2 separate regions of the Homo sapiens genome follow, and region 2 is linked to region 1. A link is an interaction called in ENCODE POLR2A ChIA-PET data of the cell type or tissue named here. Cell type or tissue: PC-9. All regions are shown on one strand. Links, peaks and the distances in the headings refer to the core of each region. The heading gives the core; the rest is flanking DNA.

What was found. Peaks named below come from ENCODE experiments on the same cell type or tissue, not always from the same donor. Only the 100,000 strongest peaks of a DNase experiment are listed, where the experiment ranks them.
Region 2: POLR2A ChIA-PET joins it to region 1 with 7 read pairs; 1 of 35 experiments calls an interaction of 5 or more read pairs at or near these places.

Annotation. Positions count from the first base shown.
Region 1 is chr19:38,593,745-38,599,107 of GRCh38, reverse strand. MAP4K1 (mitogen-activated protein kinase kinase kinase kinase 1) reads left to right here. Exons shown (of 31, transcript NM_001042600.3): 23 at 1,514-1,622; 24 at 1,724-1,782; 25 at 1,971-2,074; 26 at 2,622-2,796; 27 at 3,107-3,169; 28 at 3,379-3,468; 29 at 3,553-3,623. It overlaps MAP4K1-AS1 (MAP4K1 antisense RNA 1), which reads right to left and starts at 2,761. Exons shown (of 3, transcript NR_134907.1): 1 at 2,672-2,761; 2 at 1,713-1,855. RefSeq lists an enhancer at 1,874-2,374. In PC-9, for the core only: no CTCF peak of the experiment used is centred there; DNase peaks (open chromatin) are centred at 2,327 and 2,827; H3K4me3 peaks cover 878 bases.
Region 2 is chr19:39,195,161-39,200,513 of GRCh38, reverse strand. NCCRP1 (NCCRP1, F-box associated domain containing) reads right to left here and starts at 3,550. Exons shown (of 6, transcript NM_001001414.2): 1 at 3,195-3,550; 2 at 2,399-2,461; 3 at 2,261-2,312; 4 at 1,249-1,344; 5 at 30-168. The coding sequence starts at 3,531. In PC-9, for the core only: CTCF peaks have their summits at 2,212 and 2,411 (motif pointing right); DNase peaks (open chromatin) are centred at 2,553, 3,593 and 4,583; H3K4me3 peaks cover 3,013 bases; H3K27ac peaks cover 2,953 bases.

The DNA.
Region 1 (5,363 bases), core at 174-5,173:
ATCCACCCGCCTTGGCCTCCCAAAGTGCTGGGATTACAGGTGTGGGCCACCGCACCTGGCCTAAATTAGTCCTTTTTTTTTTTTTTTTTTTTTTTGAGATAGACTCTCACTCTGTTGCCCAGACTGGAGTGCAGTGGCGCAGTCTCGGCTCACTGCAACCTCCGTTTCCCAGGTTCAAGCGATTCTCCTGCCTCACCCTCCCAAGTAGCTGGGATTACAGGCACCTGCCACCACACGCGGCTAATTTTTTGTGTTTTTAGTAGAGACGGGGTTTCGCCATGTTGGCCAGGCTGGTCTCGAACTCCTGACCTGGTGATCCACTCGTCTCAGCCCCCCAAAGTGCTGGGATTACAGGTGTAAGCCACCGTGCCCAGCCCTAAGTTAGTCTTTAAATAGCTTTCATGTTCAGATGACAATCAGAACTTATTCCATACTTTACTAAGATAGAGTGAGCAAGTTATAGATTTCAAAATCTGGACGGGGTGCAGTGGCTCATGCCTGTGATCCCAGCACTTTGAGAGGCCAAGGCAGTAGTACTGCTTGAGCCCAGGAGTTCTAGATCAGCCTGGGCAACATAGTGAGACCTCGTCTCTACTAAAAATTAAAAAAAAATTAGCTGGGTGTGGTGGCACACACCTATGGTTCCAGCTACTCGGGAGGCTGAGGTGGGAGGATCACTTGAGCCCAGAAGTTAGAGGCTGCAGTGAGTCATGATCACACCACTGCACTCCAGCCTGGAAGACAGAATGAGACCCTGTCTATATATAACAATAAATAGGCCGGGTGCGGTGGTTCACACCTGTAATCCCAACACTTTGGGAGGCCGAGGCGGGTAGATCACCTGAGGTCAGTAGTTCGAGACCAGACTGGCCAACATGGTAAAACCCCGTCTCTACTAAAAATACAAAAATTATCCAGGCATGGTGGCGCATACCTCTACTCCCAGCTACTTGGGAGGCTGAGGCATGAGAATTGCTTGAACCTGGGAGGCAGAGGCTGCAGTGAGCCAAGATTATACCACTGCACTCCAGCCTGGGTGACAGAGCGAGACTGTCTAAAATAATAATAATAATAATAAATAAATGAAATAATTTCTAGTTTTGGGGGAAACACCAAGCCAAATGGGATTCATGAGTTAGTGAAAGCCACATCTGTGATGACAAACTAGAAGATTTTCTAGATGTGTTTCTTCTAAAACTTTGTAAGATGTGTAACTTCATCTGACTGGTTATGTGTCCAGAGTTTCTGATACGGCTACAAATACCACGAGGGTAGGGAACATATTTTTTATGCTCATCACTGTTCACCAGAGCCAAGCACAGCAGGCCTGGCCTACAATGGACGTTCAATCTATGTGGAGTGAGAAATGAATGAATGAATGACAAGTACTTGAGACTTGCAGGCTTGGGAGTTTCAGACAAAGGGATGGGGCTGAGGGAAGGGATGGAGGAAAGGAAGTGGTATATGGGATCCTATAACTTCCTGCTTCCCCCTACATACACACACCCTGCAGGAAAGACCCCCCACCTGTATTCTCATAGCATCCTTGGCCTGCTGGAACGGAAAGAGACCAGAGCAGGAAACCCCATCGCTCACATTAGCCCCCACCGCCTACTGGCAAGGTACCAGCTCCCAATGAATGGCACCACACAGCCTTATAATTCCTCCCATGCCCCTCTGCCTCCTGCTGTCCTACCCCCCTTCACACCTACCTATTCTCCAGGAAGAACATGGTTTCCACCAAGATCCAGGACACCAAAGGCTGCCGGGCGTGCTGTGTGGGTGAGAGAGAGCTTCACGGGTGTGCAGAGAGTGGGCGGGGCCAGGCCAGAGGAGGGGCTTGAACTGCATCCACCTGAGAAGGTTACAGAGTTAAGGCAATGTGTCCAGAACCCAGAAGATGGGTGGTAGTGTGGGTGGCGAGGAGGATAGAGGGCATTGATCTTGACTCATCCTTGCCCATGCCACAGCGGAGGGTGCGAGCTCTGGGGGCCCGTTCCTGTGCGGTGCATTGGAGACGTCCGTTGTCCTGCTTCAGTGGTACCAGCCCATGAACAAATTCCTGCTTGTCCGGGTAAGGGGCTTGGGAGGGTGCTGGGAACTCTGAGGAGTGGGTGGCTAAGGCCTTGCACCCTTTGCGCTTCTATCAAGAGCTCCATGAAGCCCCACCTCCGTCGAGGCCCCGCCCCAATCTCCCGAGGCCCCGCCCACCTGCGGTCTGCGCTTGGAGCCTCGTCCTTCTGAAGCCATCCTGATCCTTAAGCGCCGCCCCTCACACCTGGGCCTAATTATTCCTCAGGCTCAATGCTGCCACTCCCTGGGTGTCCTAGTAGAGCCCATTTAGAGCCTGTCTCTTTGAGTGTCTAAGCAGGTTTTGCTATCTTTGGGGCCCTGCCCGTCTGCCGCCAAGGTGGCATGCCCCCACATGGAAGCCACACCCACTCGGAGGTCACGACCCCCGTTCCCGCGGAGGCACCAGGCCTTATCCCCTGACATTTCTAGACGGCATCCCCCAAGACTTAGGGCCCTGGTTCGGAAGTCCCAGGCCAGCTACAAGCCACGCCCCCTGAGGCCCCGTCCTGAACCACCCCCTAGCCCGCCCCTCCCTGTGCGGCCCGCAGCAGGTGCTGTTCCCACTGCCGACGCCTCTGTCCGTGTTCGCGCTGCTGACCGGGCCAGGCTCTGAGCTGCCCGCTGTGTGCATCGGCGTGAGCCCCGGGCGGCCGGGGAAGTCGGTGCTCTTCCACACGGTGCGCTTTGGCGCGCTCTCTTGCTGGCTGGGCGAGATGAGCACCGGTGAGTGGGGCGGAGTCTTGCTGAGGGCGGGGCTTATCAGATCCGGAGGGGCGGAGCTGGAGGCGGGGCTTCGCTTAGCCTGAGGCACTACGGGACTGAGAAAGGGCTGGAAGGGCGGAGAAGGGAGAATGGCAGGTTTTAGTTAACTGGGGAGATTGATGATGGGGTGGGACCGGGATGGTGGGCGGGGTTTAGCCCACTTGCTTGTGAACTGAGGCGGTGGCTAAAGCACAGGTACTGGCCTTCTGGGGGTGGTGTGGGGAAAGGGGAATGGGGTGGGGTCAATCCTTAACCCACTCCCCCCAAACAGAGCACAGGGGACCCGTGCAGGTGACCCAGGTAGAGGAAGATATGGTGATGGTGTTGATGGATGGTGAGAACCCTCCTTCCTCCCCTTCCTCCCCACCCCTCCAGCTGCAGTCCCTAGATCTCTGCCTCCGAACTTGTGCTTCTCAGAACCCCCTGAGCCCCTCTGGGCCTTGCCCCTGTCCTACATAGCTTTCACACTGAATTTATGGATTGGTCCCTTAGTAACCCTCTAAGCCTTGCTCACAGTTCTTAAAACCGTCTATCTCCTTCCAGGCTCTGTGAAGCTGGTGACCCCGGAGGGGTCCCCAGTCCGGGGACTTCGCACACCTGAGATCCCCATGACCGAAGCGGTGGAGGCCGTGGGTCTGTGCAGGGACGGGAGAGCCCAGGATCAGGGGTGGAAACTCAAGTGATCCCCAAGGGTAACGGGCATTGCTTTCTCCCCAGCTATGGTTGGAGGTCAGCTTCAGGCCTTCTGGAAGCATGGAGTGCAGGTGTGGGCTCTAGGCTCGGATCAGGTAAGCCCCTCCATCCAAACTCCACATCACTGCCCCCCAGCCTCCATCATGACATTCATCAGATGGGCTCCGAGAACTCCTGAGTCAGAGTGTGAAGTCCTGGAGGGGAAACATCTTCCAAATTTCAGTTCAGATAGATCCCCTTCTTTGCCCCAGGATTTATTTTTTATTTTATTTTTATTTATTTATTTATTTAAGACGGAGTTTCACTCTTGTTGCCCAGGCTGGAGTGCAGTGGTGCGATCCCGGCTCACTGCAACCTCCACCTCCCGGGTTCACGCGATTCTCCTGCCTCGGCCTCCCAAGTAGCTGGGATTACAGGCATGCGCCACCACAGCTGGCTAATTTTTGTATTTTCAGTAGAGACGGGGTTTCACCATGTTCATCAGGCTGGATGGTCTTGAACTCTTGACCTGGGGTGATTCACCCGCCTTGGCCTCCCAAAGTGCTGGGATTACAGCTGTCAGCCACCACACCCGGCCTATTTTATAGATAGATAGATAGATAGATAGATAGATAGATAGATAAAATTTATTTATTTTTGGAGATGGATTCTTGCTCTGTCACCCAGGCTGGAGTGTAGTGGCGCGATCTCGGCTCACTGCAGCCTCTGCCTCCCAGGTTCAAAGAATTCTCCTGCCTCAGCCTCCTGAGTAGCTGAGACTACAGGTGCATGCCGCCATGCTTAGCTAATTTTTTTGTATTTTTAGTAGAGACAGGGTTTCACCATGTTGCCCAGGCTAGTCTCAAACTCCTGAGCTCAGCCAATCTGCCTTCCTTGGCCTCACAAAGTGCTAGGATTACAGGTGTGAGCCACCACTCCTGGCCATTTTTATATATTTTTTGAGACAGAGTCTCGCTCTGTCACCCAGGGCAGAGTGCAGTGGCATGATCCGAGCTCACTGCAACCTCTGCCTCCTGGGTCCAAGTGATTCTCCTGCCTCAGCCTCCCGAGTAGCTGGGATTACAGGTACACTCCATCATGCCCAGGTAATTTTTGTATTTTTAGTAGAGACGGGGTTTTGTCATGTTGGCCAGACTGGTCTCGAACTCCTGACCTCAAGTGATCTGCCCGCCTCAGCCTCCGAAAGTGCTGGGAGTACAGGCGTGAGCTACTTCACCCGGCCTGTTTGTTTTGGAGATAGGGTCTCTCTCTCTTGTCCAGGCTGAAGTGCAGTGGTGCAACCATAGCTAGCTGTAGCCTTGACTTTCTGGGCTCAAGCAATCCTCCCTCCTCAGCCTCTCAAGTGGCTTGGATTACAGGTGTGAGCCACTGCACCTGGCTGCTCTTGGATTTCTTGAGTCCCAATCTCATCCTGGGCCACTACTGTGACCTTGGGCTGGCAACGTTGCTTCTCTTTAAGCTTCTGTTCCCCAACTGTAAAATGGGGACCACTATAGAGATATATGGATAGTTAAGACAAGACTGTCTGGGTTGGAATTCAGCTGAGTGGCCTTGGGCAAATGACTTAACCTTCCTGTGCCTCACTGTCCTCATTTGGAAAATGGTGTTTATCTCACAGAATACTGTGTCAGACTTTGCCCTTACACTTTAGTATTTTTATTTATTTATTTTTGCTCACTCAGTTCCTTCCCTCTTTTTGAAATGGAGTCTCGCTCTGTTCCCCAGACTGGAGTGTTAGTGGCACAATCTTGGCTCATTGCAACCTCTGCCACCCAGGTTCAAGCGATTCTCGTGCCTCACCCTCACAAGTAGCTGGGACTACAGGCATGCGCCAC
Region 2 (5,353 bases), core at 1-5,000, 600 kb before region 1:
GTTGAGGGCCCCGGCGCGGAGAGTCTCACCTGGACCCAGCGGCCAGGGGGTCCTCTCCCAGAAGTTCGGGGGGCCACGTGGTGCTGAGCAATGACCGTGCGGCGGTCGGCCGCCAGCAGCCAGACATGCAGCTCATAGACGCACGCATCCAGCCGGCTGTCCTCGAACCTGCAGGCGGAGTCAAGGCCTTCAGCTGTCACTGCAGTCTCAGCTACCCAGCCCCAGCCCCTGGCCCCATTCCCCATTCAACACACATGCTGCTACCCATGCTGTACACAGCCCTGAGCTGGGTGGTGCTGGCAACATAGCAGTGACCAAGACAGCCCCACACCCTGCCACATGGGATTCACAGTCCAGTGAGGGAGGCAGGCATGCCACCAAACATGACAGCCAGGAACGGCCAGGTTTGGGATGGGGAGCACGGGCAGAGGGGTCAGGGCCAGGATGGGGGGACCCAGGCAGAGGAGTTGGGGACAGAACTGGGGACACAGGCAGAGGGGTTGGGGTCGGAATTGGGGACCCAGGCAGAGGGGTTGGGGCTGGAATTGGAGGCACAGGGCACTGGAGAAAATGCACGTGACCCAGCTGAGGGGTGATCAGGGAGGGCTTCCTGGTGCAGCCATGTGGAAGTGACTCCTAAGGAATAAGAAGGAATTGGTCTTGAGAATAGAGGGTGACAGGCTTTTAAGAAATAAGGAATAGGCTGGGCACAGTGGCTCACACCTGTAATCCCAGCACTTTGGGAGGCCAAGGCAGGCAGATCACTTGATGTCAGGAGTTCGAGACCAGCCTGGGCAACATGGTGAAACCCCATCGCTACTAAAAATACAGAAATTAGCCAGGTATGGTGGCGCGCGCCTGTAGTCCCAGTTACTTGGGAAGCTGAGGCAGGAGAATCGCTTGAACCTGCGAGGCAGAGGTAGCAGTGAGCTGAGATGGCACCACTGCAGTCCAGCATGGGCGACAGAGTCAGCTGTCTCAAAAAAAAAAAAAAAAAAAAAAAAGAAAGAAAAAAGAAAAAAAAAAGAAAAGAAAAAGAAATAAAGATCAGCCTCAGTAACCCCCTGGCACATTTCAAAATCTGAAAGGCTCAAACAGAAGGGGCCAGGGAGGTGGGCAGGGCAGGACCCTGTAGCACCAGGAGGGTCTTGGTGAAGGGCTGAAAGCAAGGGGAGCTCAGAGTAAGGCTCATGCTCTGGGCAGCCCTGCGCGATCACGGGGTCAGGCTGGCAGGGGAGGGGCACGCACCAGTCCATGACCGTAATGGCTGGTTGTTCGTCATCCAGCAGCTCCTCCCACAGGCCCTCGGCCAGAAGGTCCACACACTGCTGCTTCACTGTCCAGCTGTGAAAGAAGGGCCGGGAGAGGCGGGGTCTGCGATCTGCCAGGATCCAGGGAGCAGGAAGCCCTGTCTTAGTGCTTTCTTAGGGATAGCTTGGGTCCCCACACGTGGGGTGCTCCCTCAGCACCTTCCACTCTCAGTTCCCACGGGCCCCTCTGAGGGCAATGCATCCTGAACCCCATGCTACAGACAAGGAACCTGAGGCTGAGGATGGAGACGTGTCCAAGGTCAAGCAGCAAACATGTGGCAGAGCCAGGATCCCAACCCTGGCCTGTGTGACCCTGAGCCTCCAAGTCACACCAGCTCATCTACTGTGCAGGAGCAAGGCTCTGTTTCATGGAGGACAGGGGCCTGGGGTGACTCTTCCCCTCCCAGGGAAAGAGCCTTAGAATAATTACAACAATAACAAGAATAGCCAGGCGCGGTGGCTCATGCCTGTAATCTGAGCACTTTGGGAGGCTGAGGCAGGCAGATCACTTGAGGTGAGGAGTTCGAGACCAGCCTGGCCAACATGGTGAAACTCCGTCTCTACTAAAAATACAAAATGAGCTGGGCATGATGGCGCACACCTATAATCCTAGCTACTCAGGAGGCTGAGGCAGGAGAATTGCATGAACCTGGGAGGCAGAGGTTGCAGTGAGCTGAGATTGCGTCACTGCACTCCAGTCTGGGCAACAGAGTGAGACTTCATCTTAAAAACAAAAACCAAAAACCAATAATAGCTGCTATTGACTGGTGCTAGCCAGACCTGGCCGGGCCCTATGCTGTGTGTTTTACAAGCATTCTCTCTTATGCTAACCCTGTTTACAGAGCAGGAAATGGAGGTCCAGAGAGGCCAAGTCAGTTTCTCCAGGTCTCACAGTGAGGAAGGGTGGAGCAGGGAATGGAGTGTAAGCCACACTGGCCCTGGCGACTCACCTTTGGTTCTGCTGGAGCTTTTCAGTTCTAATGTACCAGCCACGGAAATTGCCTGCAGGTTGGGGAGCAAAGGGTTAGGACACCCCAACGCTGGAGGACCCTCCCCACCCTCAGCAACCTGGCCCTCCAAGCACTTACCCAGAGTTTCCAGGGGTCGCTGGGTGGGACCAGTAGGGGGTGCTGGCTCATAAATGTTGATGCCTGAAATGGACAGGTGAGTGGAGCCTCTGGGCAGCCCCTCCATCTTCCACCGCCTCACCCCTCCCTACCCGCAGGGCTATACACTGGAAGGGCAGGAATCTGTGCCAGGTCAGGGAAGCCCGGCAGGGATGAGTGAGTCAGGGCTCTGGGCTGGGGAGAGGGCAATGCCAGGGGTAAGTGGGGTGTGGTGAGACAGACAGAGACAGAGGGACAGAGAGAAGAACCCAGAGAAAGAGACAGGCCAAGAGTTTGAAACCAGCCCAGCCTGGCCAACATGACGAAACCCTGTGTCTACTAAAAATACAAAAATTAGCCAGGCATGGTGGTGCATGCCTGTAATCCCAGCTACTCGGGAGACTGAGGCAGGAGAATTGCCTGAGCCTGGGAGGCGGAGGTTGCAGTGAGCTGAGATTGCACCACTGCATTCCAGCCTGGGCGACAGCAAGACTCCGTCTCAAGAGACAGAAACATAGGCAGAGGGGGAGAGAGAGAGGAGGAGAGAGAAAGAGAGATGGAGAGGTGTGAGGGAGAGGTGTGAGAGAGGTAGGTAAGAGACATGACAGAGAGACAGGTGGTAAAATGGAGAGGCACAATGACAGAAAAAGAGACAGAGGGATGCAGAGAAATGCATAGACAGAGAGAGACAAAGAGGTAGAGAGATAAGGAAACAGGGAAAGAGGAAGAGACAGACGGTCAGGGTGGTGCCTCCTGGCTGCTCTGGGCCCTTGCGCACCTTCGGGGTTGGGCGAGCGCAGCAGGTTGCGGTAGAGCGGCCGCCGCAACAGGAGCAGCTTCCAGGTGAGGCGCTGGGGCAGCTCCAGGCCCCCGCTCAGCGGCCCCCACTCCTCCAGCAGCAGCTGCCGGGCGTGAGCCTCGGACGGCTGCGCCGGCTCGGGGAGCTCGGGGGCCTCCGGGGCTGCGGGCGATGGCAGCGACGGCGGCGAGGGCAGTGGTGGCGGCGACGGCGGCGGTGAAGGCGACCGTGGCGAGGGAGGCAGCTCCTGGAGGCTCGCGGGCCCATCGGCTTCCATCCCGCCACCGAGCGCGTGTCCCTCACGCACCTCCTCCATCCCTCGAGGCTGCGCGACTGTCCCGGTTTCACAGGGCTGGGGTTAACTGGGAGCGGGAAGGGGCAGGGCACCCTGGCTGACATTTAAGAGAGGGGCGTGTCGGGGGAGGATCTTGTCCCTCGGACCCTCCTCCCTCAGACCCAGGAGTCCAGGCCCCTAGCCCCTCCTCCCTCAGACCCAGGAATTCAAGACCCCAGCCCCTCCTCCCTCAGACCCAGGAGTCCAGGCCCCTAGCCCCTCCTCCCTCAGACCCAGGAATTCAAGACCCCAGCCCCTCCTCCCTCAGACCCAGGAGTCCAGGCACCAGCCCCTCTTCCCGCAGACCCAGGAATCCAGGCCCCCAGTCCGTCCTCCCTCAGATCCAGGAGTCCAGGCACCAGCCCCTCCTTCTTCAGACCCAGAAGTCCAGGCACCAGCCCCCTCCTTAGGTCCCCAGACTTCCTGCCCCAATTTTCCCAGGGCCAGCTGAGGACCCAGCGTGAGCCTGACAGAGCGTGTGACTAATGTGCTAATGCCAGGGCTCCGGGCTGTCTAATGGGACCCGTGCACCTCATTAAGATCCAGCATGGCAGGATTAAGAGGCTAATTAACGAAGACCCCCCTCCTCCCCCTCCCCACTCTGCAGAGGGGGAGTGGATGGATGAGCTGAGGTGCAAAGGGAAGGTCCTGCCTCTGCCACTTCCTTCTCTGTCCTCACCTGGGACACCCCCTTGGGGCCCTGACACATACTGTCCAGAAAACCAAGGTGAGGAGAGCAGAGAGACACCCAAAACCAGAGATGAGGAGCCTCAGAGATGGGGGACCCCAGGGAGGCACAAAGATGGCAGTGAGAGGGAAGCAGTGATCCCAACTGGGTGTTCTGGGGGCCTGCACCCCTGCCTGGGACTGGGGTGGGGGGCTGCAGAAGCCTCCCCCATCAGAGGTCACGAGGAGGTGGGAGCAAGGGACGGGGCACAGGTGGGGACAGGAGGTCAGGTGTGGAGGAAGTGGGGTGGCAGAGGAACCTGTAGCGCCAGATTCCCACAGCCACTTCCTGCCCGTGGCCACATCCCTCTACCTGGCCCAGGTAAGCTCAGCACTGAGCGCTTGCTTCTCTCTCTCTCTCTCTCTCTGATGGAGTCTCACTCTGTCACCCAGGCTGAAGTGCAGAAGCACGATCTCAGCTCACTGCAACCTCCGCCTCCCGGGTTGAAGTGATTCTCCTGCCTCAGCCTCCCGAGTAGCTGGGATTACAGGCATGTGCCACCACACCCAGCTAATTTTGTAGTTTTAGAAGAGACGAGGTTTCACCCTCTTGATCAGACTGGTCTCAAACTCCTGACCTCAAGTGATCCACCTGCCTTGGCCTCCCAAAGTGCTGGGATTACAGGCGTGAGTGCTTTCTACTGAGCGCCTCTAAGTTCATTTCATTCTCCTACAAAGACAAGGTGGGTGCTACTATGACTGGCATTTTATAGGTAAAGGAAAAGTAACAGCAAACATGTGTGTGCAGCTGTGTGCTGGCGGATGCCCTCTGGGACGGGTCTTTCCAATACAACAACCCTGTGAGGGGTGCCATGGAAACAGAAGCTGCCTTCCCAGGCTGGGTCCCATATAGTCCCAGATAACTCCACATGCTTTCACAGGCACTTCCTGCCCCAACGCTCAGACACTCACAGACACTCAGCGGGTGGGGGACAGAAGTCACGCCCCAGTGATAATGATCATGTAATTGAGGCTGCCCTCATGCCAGGCATTGCACTAAGTCCATTAGTTGCAATGGACTTAGGTAATTAATTAGGCAATTAATTCAGTCTCCACATCCACCCTAGGAAGTAGCATG